Regions from separate parts of the Homo sapiens genome. Here region 1 is linked to region 2. Evidence: chromatin contacts called from ENCODE Hi-C or POLR2A ChIA-PET data. All regions are on one chromosome and are shown on one strand. The core of a region is the stretch at or near the end of the contact, and the rest is flanking DNA. Distances in the headings are between cores, read along the strand shown.

Region 1 (7,567 bases), core at 1,148-3,647, 970 kb after region 2:
CAAGGAAAAAACAACCCCATCAAAAAGTGGGCGAAGGATATGAACAGACACTTCTCAAAAGAAGACATTTATGTGGCCAACAAACATAAGACAAAAAGGTTCAACATCACTAATCATTAGAGAAATGCAAATCAAAACCACAATGAGATAGCATTTCATGCCAGTCAAAATGGCGATTATTAAAAAGTCAAGAAACAACAGATGCTGGCGAGGCTGTAGAGAAATAGGAACGCTTTTTACACGTGGGAAGGTAAATTAGTTCAACTGCTGTGGAAGACAGTGTGGTGATTCTTCAAATATCCAGAACCAGAAATACTTATTGACCCAGCAATCCCATTACTGGGTATATACCCAAAGGAATATAAATCATTCTACTATAAGGACACATGCACACATCTGTCTATTGCAACACTATTTACAATAGCAAAGACATGGAACCAACCCAAATGCTCATCAATGATAGACTGGATAAAGAAAATGTGGCACATAGATACAGTGGAATACTATGCAGCCATGAAAAGAAATGAGATCATGTCCTTTATGCAGGGACATGGATGAAGCTGGAAGCCATCATCTTCAGCAAACTAACACAGGAACAGAAAAACAAATACTGCATGTTCTCACTCAGAAGTGGGAGTTGAACAATGAGAACACATGGACACAGAGGAGAGCATTACACATGGGGGCTTGTCAGGGGATGGGGGCAAGGGGAGGGATAGCATTTGGACAAATAGCTAATGCATGCGGGCCTAAAACCTAGATGACGAGTTGATAGGTGCCGCAAACCACCGTGACACACACACATCTTTGTAACAAACCTACATGTTCTGCACTTGTATCCCGGAATTTAAAGTAAAATTTTTTAAAAAATGGTTGCTTTAAAGTGAAAGGATTAAAAAGAATAATAAACTGAGTGGATGCAGGAATTTGGGGAAAGAGAATAGGAAAAATTGTAAAAGGTTATACAAAGTTTGTGGAAATCTTATCTTGCATGGTCAAAGCTGATGAGAATAGATGGATCTGTTTATAAGGTATTATTAAAATTAGGTTTAATATTAACAATGCACTGATACAAAGTAGAATTTTATTTTCTTGCTTGAACAATATAGTATTAATAAGAGATATAAGACTAGTGTTCATCTTTTGAATAAACTGTTAAAAATTTAAAAAGGAGAGAGAGAGACAGATTCTTGTTTGAAAAACTGAATCTCCTCTCTTTCAAAGAGTAAAGGTTTACGCTTTTTGAAATATTTCAATTATCACTTTGGCTAAATAAATGATTATTATGACCTGTGATCTTAGTTTTGATATCAAAGGTTTTAAGACTTTGATATTTGACATAATTCCCAAAATCAAATTTCAAATTCTAAAATTAAGTATTTTCTATAAGGAATGCCTGATAGTCCAAGAGAGACATATTAGGCTTATTTGGTTAAAATCACACAGGAAACACTGTCAAATAAGAAATGGCATTTAACTTTTGTTGATTAGAAGATGTGGGAAAAGGCAAAAAAAAAAAAAACCCAAAACTTTCAGTCACATTTGTATAAATGTGTTATTAACATGTGTTCCGAAATTGTATATTCCTAAATTCTGATGTGTCTTGGTATATGTTATCAGTCATAATTATGATTATGGCAAATTTTGTAGGCTACAGAAATAACCAGATTTTCTTGTTAATTGTGTGTTTAACCATGGCTACTCTAAGCCTTTTGCCATCCACAGACAATTATTGTCTTACTTTACTTCTCAAAAAGTGATTTACAATTCGCTACAGTCTAAAATTTTATTTTCCTTAAAGGAAATTCATGGAAAGGACACTGCCAAGTACTCTTGAATGCAGGTTTCTGATAACTTTGGAAATCACACCACTGGACTAGCTAAAAACTTCCAGAACTCTTAAAAAAAAAAAAACTGATGGATTCATGAAGATTACTAACCCAACATCAAGCAGAACAAGAATTAATAACATGGGCCTAACCTAATAGAGGACTGCATTTATCTTTTATGACTTTTTGTTTGAAACAATTCTGATTCTTTCTACATTTGTTTTCCAGAGTCAAGAAAAAATTCATTTTTATTTTGAGCCATTTATGGTTACAGTGATTGGGAAAAGTGTACTTTTGTGAGAAAACTGAAACTCCAGGTCGGTGGACAGAAATGAAGTCTGGGGAGGTTCCCGCCTGCCGACCTGAGCGGGGAGGACTGACGGACTCAACGCTGCGAAGCTGGAACTCAAACCCTTTCTTTCGGATGAGACAAGTTGTGAAACAAAACCCCATGCCCAAGTGACCCCATTTGGAGACTCCGCGGCGCGCACTGGGGACCCCACACGCTGCACACCTCTCTGAAGCCGCTGGAAGCTGGGGCGCAAGGCCGGAAGGGGTTCGCAGACGCACTTCCGCCAGCGGCCAGGCAGGGCGCAGAGGAGCTAGTTAGAGCTGGGCTGGAGCTGCCACCCAGCCCAGGTAGTAAGACTGGCAGGAAGAGAGCAGGACGCCGCCGCCCGAGTCCCCCAGCTCAGCCAGGTGCGGGCGGGAGGAGCCCCGTCCTTGCTTAGCCCCGCGCTGGAAGCGCCGTCCGAGACACTGCACGGGGCAGACTGGTGGGTGTCCCGGCCCTGGCACCGCGGGGTTGCCCTAGCCAACCGGAGCCCAGCTCCCCCACGCGGGCCGGACGTTTCCCCAGACGTTGCGAAGTCCGACTCTGGTTCACAGATGCCGACCTGGTCGGTCTATGCGGACCACCCTTTTCTCCAACGTGACCGCCGACTATTGGAAGTTTTTTGTGATCTGTCAGGCCCTGATGGCTTAAGGAACATAGCCAGATCTTCCCGAGTCCGAGGCTCGTTATGGTTGTCCACTGATGATCTGCCATTTCGTTTATGTTACAGAATAAACAGGGAAAGTGTTTGTAGTCTGGTTGGTTAACACTGTATTTTGCCTTATTCTTTCAAAGATCTAAACTAGTGGAAGGCAACCTGTAGAACCCGCTTCCATGTCCTTTATCTTGAATGATTCCTGAAACAGCCTTTCTCCAAACCTGCTCCAGAAGTCCCTGAATTAATCCTTAGAGCCCAGGAAGTGAAGATGTCTTTCAAAGATGCCGATTGGGTAACAGAAGCTAAGCACAGAGAAGGCAGTAGAGGGCCTTATTGCGTGGTCCTAAGTTGTGTGCCAAAAAACAGAGAAGTGTCCCTGAGCACCAGGTGTGGTCTCCCCTGCCAGCCCCTCGATGACCAGGTCATAAAGATAACTGCAATCCTTTACTGAGGTCTTACTAAGTGCTAGGCACTGAGTCTAATGCTTTCCAGGCACTGCATCTAATGCTTTTTGTAATTTTTCTTAAAAAAAAAACCCTATATTATCAGGTCTGTGGTTTAATCACATTGTACCAATACTATTTTTTGGCCTTGCAATTGTGCTATGGTTATGTAAGATTTTAATATAATAGGAAGCTGGGTGAAGGATATAGGGACTGTTCTATACCTTTTTGGAAATTTTCTGTAAGTTTAAAATTAGTTCAAAATAAAAAGTTACAAACAAAATTAGAAGCTTGTTTTTAACGGCAGAAAAGGAATAAAAATTTAGAGATTAAGCCACTACACATAAGAGAATGTGACAACATTCGAGCCCAGGGCTTTTGGAATCCTCAGCCCATGCCCTTCACCACTGCCCACCATGTTAATCCTGGGTAACAGATAGGCCCTGCCTAAATCAGTTACGCACACAGCCCCCTACCTATGTTAACATAATTTTACTATTCAACTGTCTTTGCTAATGTGATACTACTATTCCACTGTCTTTATCAACATGACTTTACTATTCCAGGACATTATTGCTGTAGGAGATAAAAATTGCAAATAATTATTTTTGTTTCAAGAACTTCCCCCTCAAAAAATCTATTTAAATGAACATCAAATTCTTCAACTTTCAATAATTAGTATCCAGACTTTTTGAAACCCTCACCTCAAAACCTTCATCTTAATGAATGTGTCCATCAATCTTAAATTATTGTATCACCATCCTTGCCCAGTCCTAATTCTGCTTTGAAAGATCAGCATCACACCATCACTGGCCATCAGAGAAATGCAAATCAAAACCACAATGAGATACCATCTCACACCAGTTAGAATGGCAATCATTAAAAAGTCAGGAAACAACAGGTGCTGGAGAGGATGTGGAGAAATAGGAACACTTTTACACTGTTGGTGGGACTGTAAACTAGTTCAACCATTGTGGAAGTCAGTGTGGCGATTCCTCAGGGATCTAGAACTAGAAATACCATTTGACCCAGTGATCCCATTACTGGGTATATACCCAAAGGACTATAAATCATGCTGCTGTAAAGACACATGCACACATATGTTTATTGCGGCATTATTCACAATAGCAAAGACTTGGAACCAACCCAAATGTCCAACAATGATAGACTGGATTAAGAAAATGTGGCACATATACACCATGGAATACTATGCAGCTATAAAAATGATGAGTTCATGTCCTTTGTAGGGACATGGATGAAATTGGAAATCATCATTTTCAGTAAACTATCGCAAGAACAAAAAACCAAACACTGCATGTTCTCACTCATAGGTGGGAATTGAACAATGAGAACACATGGACACAGGAAGGGGAACATCACACTCTGGGGACTGTTGTGGGGTGGGGGGAGGGGGAAGGGACAACATTGGGAGCTATACCTAATGCTAGATGACAAGTTAGTGGGTGCAGCGCACCAGCATCGCACATGTATACATATGTAACTACCCTGCACATTGTGCACATGTACCCTAAAACTTAAAGTATAATAATAATAAATTAAATAAAAAATAAAAAAAAGAAAGATCAGCATCAAACCTTTCAAATCTTGTAAATATCCTGACTTTGCCTTCCTCCCTCAGAGATGCTACTAGGACTCTGTCAAGGTAGTGCTTTTTATCACCCACAAGAATAAACTTCATTTTGCCTTACCAACATTGTTTTGTTGTTATTTTTGGGAAAAAGCATCCAACAATTTTCTCAGGACTGTCAAAACTGCTGTTTCTTGACAAACATTCCTTCTATTTGAGAAAAGGTTTGAACTGTTTTATACTTTTATTTTTTGAACTATAGTTTCTGTTACCTTAGGAGTGTGCTTTAACATAACACTTACAGCAGCAATCCTCTTAGCCCATTGGAGCTAGAATGCCCACTGTGTCCCTTCCATGGGCTCCTGAAGAGACAAAGCAGCTCTTTGAAACAAACAACAAATAAAGCCTTGCCATGAAGCAGGGATCCAGCCCAAAAAGGAGTAGCCCAAACAAACAGTAGTTATTCGGCCAGCGTTTCTGACAGTTCTGATACAAGGAGACTCCTGGGCCCTGTGAGGCCTTGAGCCAGCTCTGGAAGCTCTGCTGTGAGTGGTTAAGGCCTGAGATTCACACCAAGGAGCAGATGTTAGACTTGCTGTTGCTTGAGCTGTTCCTGGCCATTCTGCCCGAGGAGCTCCTGGCCTGGATGCATGAGTATCATCCAAAGAATGGAGAGGAGGCAGTGGTTTTGCTGGAGGTAAGAAAGGGTCCTATACACTTGGGTAGAACAGCCTGGAGAGGGTGTCCAAGCTGGTCCTTTGTGGGATCTCTGGGGATCATGTACACTGTCGCCCCTTCAGATGCCCAAATGAGCCTGCTTGTCCTCAGGTTTCAGCCCAGGCCCATGTGCAGGAAGTGCTTTCTTTTTTTTCTTTTTTTTTGAGACAGAGTCTCACTTTGTCGCCCAGGCTGGAGTGCGGTGGTGCGATCTTGGCTCACTGCAACCTCCGCCTCCCAGGTTCAAGCAATTCTCCTGCCTCAGCCTCCCAAGTAGCTGGGACTACAGGCGTATGCCACCATGCCCAGCTAATTTTTTTGTACTTTTAGTAGAGAGGGGGTTTCGCCATGTTGGTCAGTATGGTCTCGAACTCCTGACCTCAAATGATCCACCTGCCTCGGCCTCCCAAAGTGCTGGGATTACAGGCGTGAGCCACTGCGCCTGGCCAGGAAGTGCTTTCTGAGACTTCAGTGCCTCTCAATCCTTCTGTGGAGACTCAGCTTAAAAGTGACTCTCAGGACTCTCAACAGCAAAAGGATTGTGATTAGTGTTGACACTTGTGTCATATGGCTCCCTTGGAGACCTTAGAATCATCCATCATTTGGCAAATATATATTACTTTTTATGTGCTAGGTACTGTTCAAGGCTCTAGGAATAGTGAACAAAGCAGAAATGATCTTTGCTTTCATGGAGACAATCTTATGACAGAGGTACTAAACACGCAAATAAATATACTGTGACAGATTGTATATGGAGAGAGAGTGTAGTCAGGAAGGTCTCTTTGAGGAAGTAATATGGGAGCTGAATCTTAAAAGTGATGTAGAAATTAGCTAAGTGAATAATAGAGAGGAAAGCATTCCAGACCACAACAGCATGTGCAAAAACTGGAGTGGGAAAGAAATTGGTGGGTTTGAGGAATTGAAAGAAAACCAGTGTGACTGGAGCGTGGACACAGAGACCTAGAGAAGAGGTGGTCAGGGGCCTGGACATGAGAGCTTTGTGGCTCCTGTTAAGAAGTCAGAAAATGTCAGCTACTCAGGAGGCTGAGGCAGGAAGATCGCTTGAGTCCAAGTGTCTGAGACCAACCTGGGCAACATAGCGAGACTCCAGTCCCCCCACCAATACGTCAGTAAATATTTAGCTTTCACAGTGTGTAAAACCTAGCTTTGGTGTCTATGAGGGTCCCTGCCCTAAAGGAGTTGGGTACCAATAAAAAGATTGCCTCATTTGAGGCAGTGAACGATTGCCAAATCAGAGATAACAGTTCTGAGAAGGGAGAAATCTGTCTTTTCAGGCCCTCATGGTGGTGTTAGTGGAATGATTGGAATTTGAACTGGATCATAAAGAACTGGTAACATTTCACTGGGCAGACAGCATCAGGAATGATGTACCTCATACTTACCCCTCTTCTAGCTCTCTGTCCCTCTATTATCTTCTTCCATCACATTAAGACTTGTAGTCATTCATCCCTTTTTTCCTCTCAATGTTTCTTTCCTTCCCTGCCCCATCAGACCCATGGTACATTTCAGTTTTTTGCAAATATGGCCAACATTTTTCCACCCCGCTGCCACATACTCACATGAACACACACACCTCCACCTTGTTGAACTAGTATTGTAAAATACCACCTCTGACCAAACCTTCTCCCTTGTTCTGCCAACCCAATTCATAGCTATTCTTCAAGATTCAACTCAGCTGTCACCTTCTTTAGGAAGCCTTTCTTGATACCCTCCCACATGTTTGAGTTATATGATGCACCTTGTGCATATTTCTGTCATAGCATTAGCATACTATATTACTGCTTCACTTGTCTGAAGTTCCTGTTTATCCCCCACAACTGATATGTAGAAAATGCTCAGTAAAGGTGAATGATGAGGTCTGAGCAGAGGAATAATGTGGAAAAGTACAAATAATGATAAGAGGATGGGAGTGTATCAGCTTGGCTGAGACTGAGTAGCCAATAGAGGAAGAATGCTAACAAGGTGGTCTGGAACAAA
Region 2 (7,582 bases), core at 1,340-3,839:
ACCTGTGGCTGGACAATATACCCATGAGTCAGTCGCAATCCTCCTTTTCTTACAAACCCTGCTTTTTATTCTGATTTCTATATCCTGTAAGACAAAGAAGCAAGTTATTTAGCTTGGAAATTATCATCTGACTATTTGGATTAATAGAGAGGGTCAGAGGCCCATGTAACATAACAATAATGTCATAAAAGTAATTTAAGTTCTGTTTATTCACAGAATTGATAACAGTTCAGTTATCCTTAGTACGGGATGATTATGGTGAAGGAAAAGAACTTGAGTGTATATTTTCTACATAGAAATATATACAACAAACCAGATAGCAATTCAGAGAGATACATATTTTAGAAACTCTACAGACAGTTTTCAAAGGCTGGACAAGTGTCCGAGAAAAAGCTAAAAAAACAGAAGAAATTTCATAAAGCAGGCAATATTTAACTGGGCTTTGAAAAAAACAGGACTTGAGTCAACAAGGGAAACGTGTGTATTTGATAGTGGATTTAACAAAAATACTAATTGTTTTAGATGTTATTACTGTGCTAAATTTAGATCCATTTTAAATAAACTAGATAGTAACTCAAGTTTATATACAATTACTACCTTTGAAACCAAAACCTAGTCATAGTGGGAGCTTCCAAATGCTTTATAGACCTTGGATTTTTACCTAAGAGACACATGACTGAAGTTACAACCTAGAGCAACATCGTTTGTTGGGTGACTGGTTCTCATTTGTGACAACCTGAATAAGGGGGAACTTGTTTTTCCTCACTTCTTCTAGGCAAAGTCAAAAACAGTATTTAAAATACTAACGAAAGGAGTTTTAAAATTGAAATTGACTTGTTTCAGAAAAGAGTCTGGGATAAATGTCCTCAAGCTTTCTGCCTTCATTACGCCCCGAATTGTCCTGTTTAGGCTTCTAATGCCTTTGCTTATATAGATATACCATAAAGGGAAAATAGTATTCTAATCAGAAATAAAGCATTGATCTTTCTCAGGCTGAAAACTACAGCATTCAAATTCCGTTGTAGCCGGGCTTGATGGCTCATGCCTGTAATCCTAGCACTTTAAGGCTGAGGCTAGTGGATCACCTGAAGTCAGTTCGAGACCAGCCTAGCCAACATGGTGAAACCCCATCTCTACTAAAAATACAAAAATTATCCGGGCATGGTGGCGCATGCCTGTAATCCCAGCTACACGGAAGGGTGAAGCAGGAGAATCGCTGGAACCCGGGAGGCGGAGGCTGCAGTGAGCTGAGATCGCGCCACCGCACTCCAGTCTGGGCGACAGAGGAAGTCTCCTTCTCAAAAAAAAAAAAACTGATTATGTTGCCATAAAGGGTCCCTTTAAAAAAAAAAACGCTCTATCCAACGAAAACTAATTAGAAATAAATCTCCTTCCCGAAAGCGATAAAATACTAAAGAATGAGAAACTGACAGTTTACTGAGTTTGTAAGGAAGGCCAAATAAAGGCGGGGTTTGGATTCCTTTGGCGCACCCAAGCCGACCGTGGACTTCCTGGATACAACAACCAATCAGGATGCAGAGGAAGGGCGGGCGTTGCCCGGGCAAATTCAAACTGACAACCGCTGCAACTTGGCACTGTTCCAAATCACTAACCGACGGGGGACCGACGAGTATTTTAATTGGTTTCTAACGTATTTTAATTGGTTTCGAACTTATAATAGAAAATTTCCCATCTCCTTACTTAACTCTAAGATTAGAATGGCAGATCTAAAAAAAAAAAGTCACTAAGGATTAGTTAAATAACTGCTCTACTTCAGACCAAAAAACACAGTAGCAAGTTACAAGGGTTTGTCAGTGGCCAGCAGAGGAGGAATACAAGCACCAGCTCTTTCTTTGAGAACATGGGTGGCTCTTAAAAGAGCCGTTAGGGTTGAGAGTTTGCAACCAACTCACTGTTTACTTAGCGCTGGTGTACTTGGTGACGGCCTTAGTACCCTCGGACACGGCGTGCTTGGCCAACTCCCCAGGCAGCAGCAGGCGCACGGCCGTCTGGATCTCCCTGGAGGTGATGGTCGAGCGCTTGTTGTAATGCGCCAGGCGGGAAGCCTCACCTGCGATGCGCTCGAAAATGTCGTTCACAAACGAATTCATGATGCCCATGGCCTTGGACGAAATGCCGGTGTCAGGGTGGACCTGCTTCAGAACCTTGTACACATAGATGGAATAGCTCTCCTTGCGGCTGCGCTTGCGCTTCTTGCCGTCTTTCTTCTGCGCCTTAGTCACCGCCTTCTTGGAGCCCTTTTTCGGGGCGGGAGCAGACTTCGCTGGCTCTGGCATAGCACTGTGTAGCTATAAAGCGCCAACGAAAAGGAAAAACAGCGTGAGCAGGGTATGACAAGGCGCTTTTATATAGAATCGCTTATGCAAATAAGGTGAAGAGTTGAAGTCTTGTGTCTGATTGGTAGTTATTCAGGGTAACGTCAGAGGTCAGGTCTGCCCAATCAGGATTCGCAAATCCAGAAGACGCACTACTATTGGTTGAAATTAAACTGCAGCCCTAACCAACAACACGTCTTCTTTTTCGCGCCCAATAGTGTTTATAAAAAGCGCCGCCTTTCCCGTTCACTTTGTGGTTGCTCGTAGTGAGTTGCGCTCGCTATGTCTGGACGTGGCAAGCAGGGAGGCAAAGCCCGCGCTAAGGCCAAGACTCGCTCTTCTAGGGCCGGTCTCCAGTTCCCCGTGGGCCGAGTGCACCGCCTGCTCCGCAAAGGCAACTATGCCGAGCGGGTCGGGGCCGGCGCGCCGGTGTATCTGGCAGCGGTGCTGGAGTACCTGACCGCCGAGATCCTGGAACTGGCGGGCAACGCGGCCCGCGACAACAAGAAGACCCGCATCATCCCGCGTCATCTCCAACTGGCCATCCGCAACGACGAGGAGCTCAACAAGCTGCTGGGCAAAGTCACCATCGCACAGGGCGGTGTCCTGCCCAACATTCAGGCCGTGCTACTGCCCAAAAAGACTGAGAGCCACCACAAGGCGAAGGGCAAGTAACTATCTGTACTAGTTTGTGGCAGCTCAAGTAAAATCGAGTCCAAACCAACGGCTCTTTTCAGGGCCACCCACGTCTTCTCTAAAAGAACTTAACATTTATTCCATGTGAAAGAAAGTGAGACATGGACAAGACTCTAGTCATAAATTACCCATCTTTTTGAAAACAGTGTAGCGAACACCGCAGATTTAAAAGAAAAACTAGAGGGAAGGTGGTCCAGATTTTACCACGCTTAAAAGTTAAGATGTGAACAAATCTCTTAGGCCATTACTTAATTTTAAACTTAATCAGTGTGTGTCCACAGAGCACCAGTGGCTTCGTGAGTTCTTGAAGCACTTTGGCCCAAAAGAGTTATCGCCCGGGCTAGAATTTAGCAGACAGCTGTTCCACGCGGGCCAGGGCGGCATGAAGAAGTCCCGCCGCTACGTGCCCGGCACAGTGGCCCTGCGCGACGTTCGGCGCTACCAGAACTCCGAGCTGCTGATCAGCAAGCTGCCGCTCCTGCGAGAGCTCGGCGGTGACGCCGCTGCACGAGAGCGAGGCTGAAGAACTTTGTGACACAATAGTCCACCTCCCTGCAAAGGCTCTGTCAGAGACTCACATCTTTCCTGATGGATAGCTGTGAAGCATTCTCTTACCCACCCTACTGCATGTTGCAAAGTATTCCTTTAAAATGAAGTGAGTAAAATACTGGGATGACGTTATCTGGAGCCCAAGAAAGATGGCTCATTTGGAAAGGCCTAATATCCCAAGTTGCTTACCTAGAAGAACTTGACAGGATAGTTAATAATAAACCTTAAAACCCATGAAGAAATCTGAGGTAAAGTGTTAGCACACAGACTGTTAAAATGTCTGCCTCACAGATAGGAGGGAAAATATATAGAGGATTATAATATGGTTCAACAAATGTTGATGAGTATTAGAAATGTACATTAGAAATATTAGAAATGTTTATGACTATTAGAAAAGTACAGGGTATTGGGCGTTCCTGACACAAACTGAGGCCTCCTAGCAAGACTGGCAGTTTTCTGTAAAGGAGGGTTATTTACTACGGTAGTGCAAATAACTTTTGGTGTTGTAGCTAAATAAGGAATACTCATGCCAAGATTGCACAATTGTGCCTCCTCCCTCTGTTCACTGAACTCTGATGTAATTTTTTTTTTTTTTTTGAGACGGAGTCTCGCTCTGTCGCCCAGGCTGGAGTGCAGTGGCGCTATCTCGGCTCACTGCAAGCTCCGCCTCCCGGGTTCACGCCATTCTCCTGCCTCAGCCTCCTGAGTAGCTGGGGCTACAGGCGTCTGCCACCATGCCCAGCTACTTTTTTGTATTTTTAGTAGATACGGGGTTTCACCGTGTTAGCCAGGATGGTCTTGATGTCCTGACCTCGTGATCCACCGGCCTCGGCCTCCCAAAGTGCTGGGATTACCGGCGTAAGCCACCACGCCCGGCCCACTCTGAAGTAATCTTAAGAAGACGTTAACTCATTTTTCTTGTGTATTGTAGACACTTTTGGCTGTCTGGTAACATGGAAAATCTCAGAATGATGTTTTAAGTATATAAAATGCCAAACAAAGTTAAATTACAGTTATCAAAGTATTTTTAAAACTTCATAGTGATAAATGAGACTATATAGTTATATTGTTAATATAGTTAACACATTACATGATTTGGTGAGCCTAATTGCTGTTACTAATTAGAGGAGTAAAAATGTTTCACGATAACTCAGCAATTGTAATGAGAAATGAAACATCTAATGTCTTTTGGGTTACAAAGTAACAGGTACTGAGATTTGTGGCCTAAATTCATAATAAAGTGAAATGTTCAAGTTCAGTCAAGGTTAAGTTTTTAAAAATAGATATTTTACTACCCAAACTCACAGACTTCCCCTTCAACACCCTCCAATTGCTGAATTTTTTCCTTAGGGGCATTGTGACATATAAGTACGGACCTCAGGTTAAAAACTCTTGCTCTAAAATTTGGTCAACCTACCCCATTTCTTTTCAGCTCCTTTTCTCTAGATACCTCCTCTTCCTATCTGGAATTTCTTTAGCACTTAGTCTACTGACATCTCATAACCTTTTACTGTGTCTGTTTCTTGTTCTTAAAATATAACTACTTCCAATCCTAGTATAAATACGATGTTTTGGAACAGAAACAAGTGCTGACAATATCTAGCAAAAATAGGTACTTGAGAGGCCCCCCAAATAGTAAAATATTTGGCTTTTTGATGGATTTTTATACTGTGTAACCCAATAATTTTACTCATTTTTGAATTGCCCTGTCTTTAAAGGTCTTTCAACTTATTTAAATTAATATTTAATAAATTTCACAATTAAATATACAGTGGTTGGACACAGGATGTACTTTGCAAGTGTAACTGTTACTGGAAAGGGGTCCCAATCCAGACCCCAAGAGAGAGTTCTTGGGTCTTTCTCAAGAAAGAATTCAAGGCAAATCCATAGAGTACAGTGAAAGCAAGTTTATTAGAGAAGTAAAGAAAATTGTTCTTTTGTTCTATTCTAAGGATATTTATAGTTATTTCTTGACTACATGCTAAACAAGGGGTGGATTCTTCATGAGTTTTCTGGGAACGGGGTGGGCAATTCCCCAACTGAGAGTTCCTCCCCCTTTTAGACCCTATAGGGTAACTTTCCGACGTTGCCATGGCATCTGTAAATGGTCATGGCACTGGTAGGAGTGTCTTTTAGCATGCTAATGCATTATAAGTAGTGTATAATGAGCAGTGAGGATAACCAGAGGTCAATTTCCTCACCATCTTGATTTTGGTAGGTTTTGGCTGGCTTCTTTACCGCATGCTTTTATTAGCAAGGTCTTTGTGACCTGTACTTTGTGCTGACCTATTCTGTGACTACAAATGCCTTAAGCCTCTGGGAATGCAGCCCAGTAGGCCTCAGCCTTATTTTACCCAGCCCCTATTCAAGATGGAGTTTCTCTGGTTTAAACGCCTCTGACAAAGTTTGCTGCCAGATTTGTTTTGTAATGTGAAAGAATGTGAGAACTCAGAGTTACTCTATTTGAACTAAGTTTATCTTGATAGTCAGTTATCCTGTTAGAAAACAGACTGATTAGCATAACATTTTTTTAAAATGTTATACTGCGTGTATGTTTACTATTTCAGAACTAAATTTACCGTCAATTTCAGAAACTAAAGAGTCTGACAAACTCAAATATCCTTGTAGGGGAGGCAAAATTTTACCTCTGTCCTCTTAAGAGTTTTTATGGCTGGCCTGATAATTAAACTGACATAAGATTAAGAGGAGAAAACCATATAAATTTAATATAAATTTTATGTGGCATGGGACATGGGAGCTCTAATAATAGACCCCAAAGAAGTAGCAAAACCTAAATGCTTTTATAGTAGGTTGAATGGAGTAAATTGTGGAAATGTAACTATGTAGGAAGGCTAAAGGAAAACAAGAATTATTTTAAGATCTGCTTGGACAGAATTCTCTTGGTTTCAACTTCCTGTCCTTGATGAAAATGTTCTTTTCCTTTTGGTACAGGGAGGACATCTTCCACAGGGGAATTTTAATTCCTGCTTTTAAGGGGGTAAAAGGGAACGGTCAAAGTGCCTTTCTTGTACCTACTCTTTTTAAAATTGCCTGTATCTCAGAATAATTCTTATTCCAAAATGGCATATTTTGGGATGGCATGCTCTGCCACCTTTTACCATTCATTGCTATCCTTGTCACTAATTGCTATGCGAAAACTCATGAAATCAGATACAGAAAAAGGCTTCTGATTAGTGAGAAGCTCAAGTAGAGAAATATACTTGTTAACTAATGTTGGGGAAATACAATTTTAAAATCTTCTCCCAAAGAAGACAAAGGAAATAATTTTATTATTGAATAAGCATTAAACCAGGGAGAGTTGCTTATCACAGGAAACCTTATGAAGAGGTTGCAAAAGCAGAAAGAAATCTTGCTTATTATGTATGGCTACATTGGATAGGTTTTGCAATTCGAAGTCAGGTGACAGCTAAAGTTCAGCCCATTTTCTCGCTGGAAACTGGGAGACAGACCACTATCTTTTTTAATGATTAACATTTCAAAGGGATGGCTCTCCAGGCATTGAGAAAATATTCTGAGTTATAAGGCCTATTTAGCCATTAAAAGGATTTACATACATTTTAAAAGGACAGAGAAAGACATTTTGAAAGTGATGGGAAAGGAAAGGGAAGTCTTTTGTTTTCAACAGATAATTAAGCCTCTCATTTTTAATTTGTATTTACCCTTAGATTAACGTATTCAATTAACCTATGCTACCTTACCCTCTTTACAACATATACTGAATTCAGCTACAGCAAGTTACAGCCAGTCATATCAATTTTTTTTTGTTTTCCAAAGGTGTATGGCAAGTTTTCTTTTATTGCAACATAAATGCAAAAATTTCTAAAGTATTTTAATGAAAAGTTTATCTTCATTTACTTTATGACATTTAAGTGGAATACTTTGAAAATACTTCAAGCACTGCTGTAAGGTACTCATTAAAATAAAGAGTAGCAAGAAAATCACCAAATGGGCCGGGTGCGGTGGCTCATATATTCAGTATA

What was found. Hi-C counts contacts between places; a loop is a spot of excess contacts on that map. ChIA-PET counts read pairs that join two places held with the same protein, here RNA polymerase II (POLR2A). Pooled maps may share reads with other maps.
Region 1: a pooled map shows a loop between it and region 2 (2.9-fold over the local background). The contact joins the enhancer-like site here to the promoter of H2AC11 in region 2. A Hi-C loop is called at or near these places in 3 of 50 pooled maps. POLR2A ChIA-PET finds 5 or more read pairs at or near these places in 3 of 52 experiments (T-cell, activated B cell and endothelial cell of umbilical vein).

Annotation. Positions count from the first base shown.
Region 1 is chr6:28,102,379-28,109,945 of GRCh38, forward strand. No RefSeq gene overlaps it. Among named protein-coding and RNA genes, the nearest start is that of ZSCAN16, 18 kb to the right of the region's middle. RefSeq lists an enhancer at 3,201-3,340 and a silencer at 6,799-6,999. Within about 2 kb of position 2,398, at least 36 of the 41 ENCODE cell types and tissues checked have a DNase peak (open chromatin) inside an H3K27ac peak, as active enhancers do.
Region 2 is chr6:27,130,454-27,138,035 of GRCh38, forward strand. It overlaps H2AC11 (H2A clustered histone 11), which reads left to right and starts at 2,590. Exons shown (of 1, transcript NM_021064.5): 1 at 2,590-3,082. The coding sequence starts at 2,619. The coding sequence ends at 3,011. It overlaps H2BC11 (H2B clustered histone 11), which reads right to left and starts at 2,342. Exons shown (of 1, transcript NM_021058.4): 1 at 1,863-2,342. The coding sequence starts at 2,297. The coding sequence ends at 1,917. RefSeq lists enhancers at 1,562-1,621, 1,962-2,031, 2,042-2,111, 2,243-2,756, 2,722-3,061 and 1 more.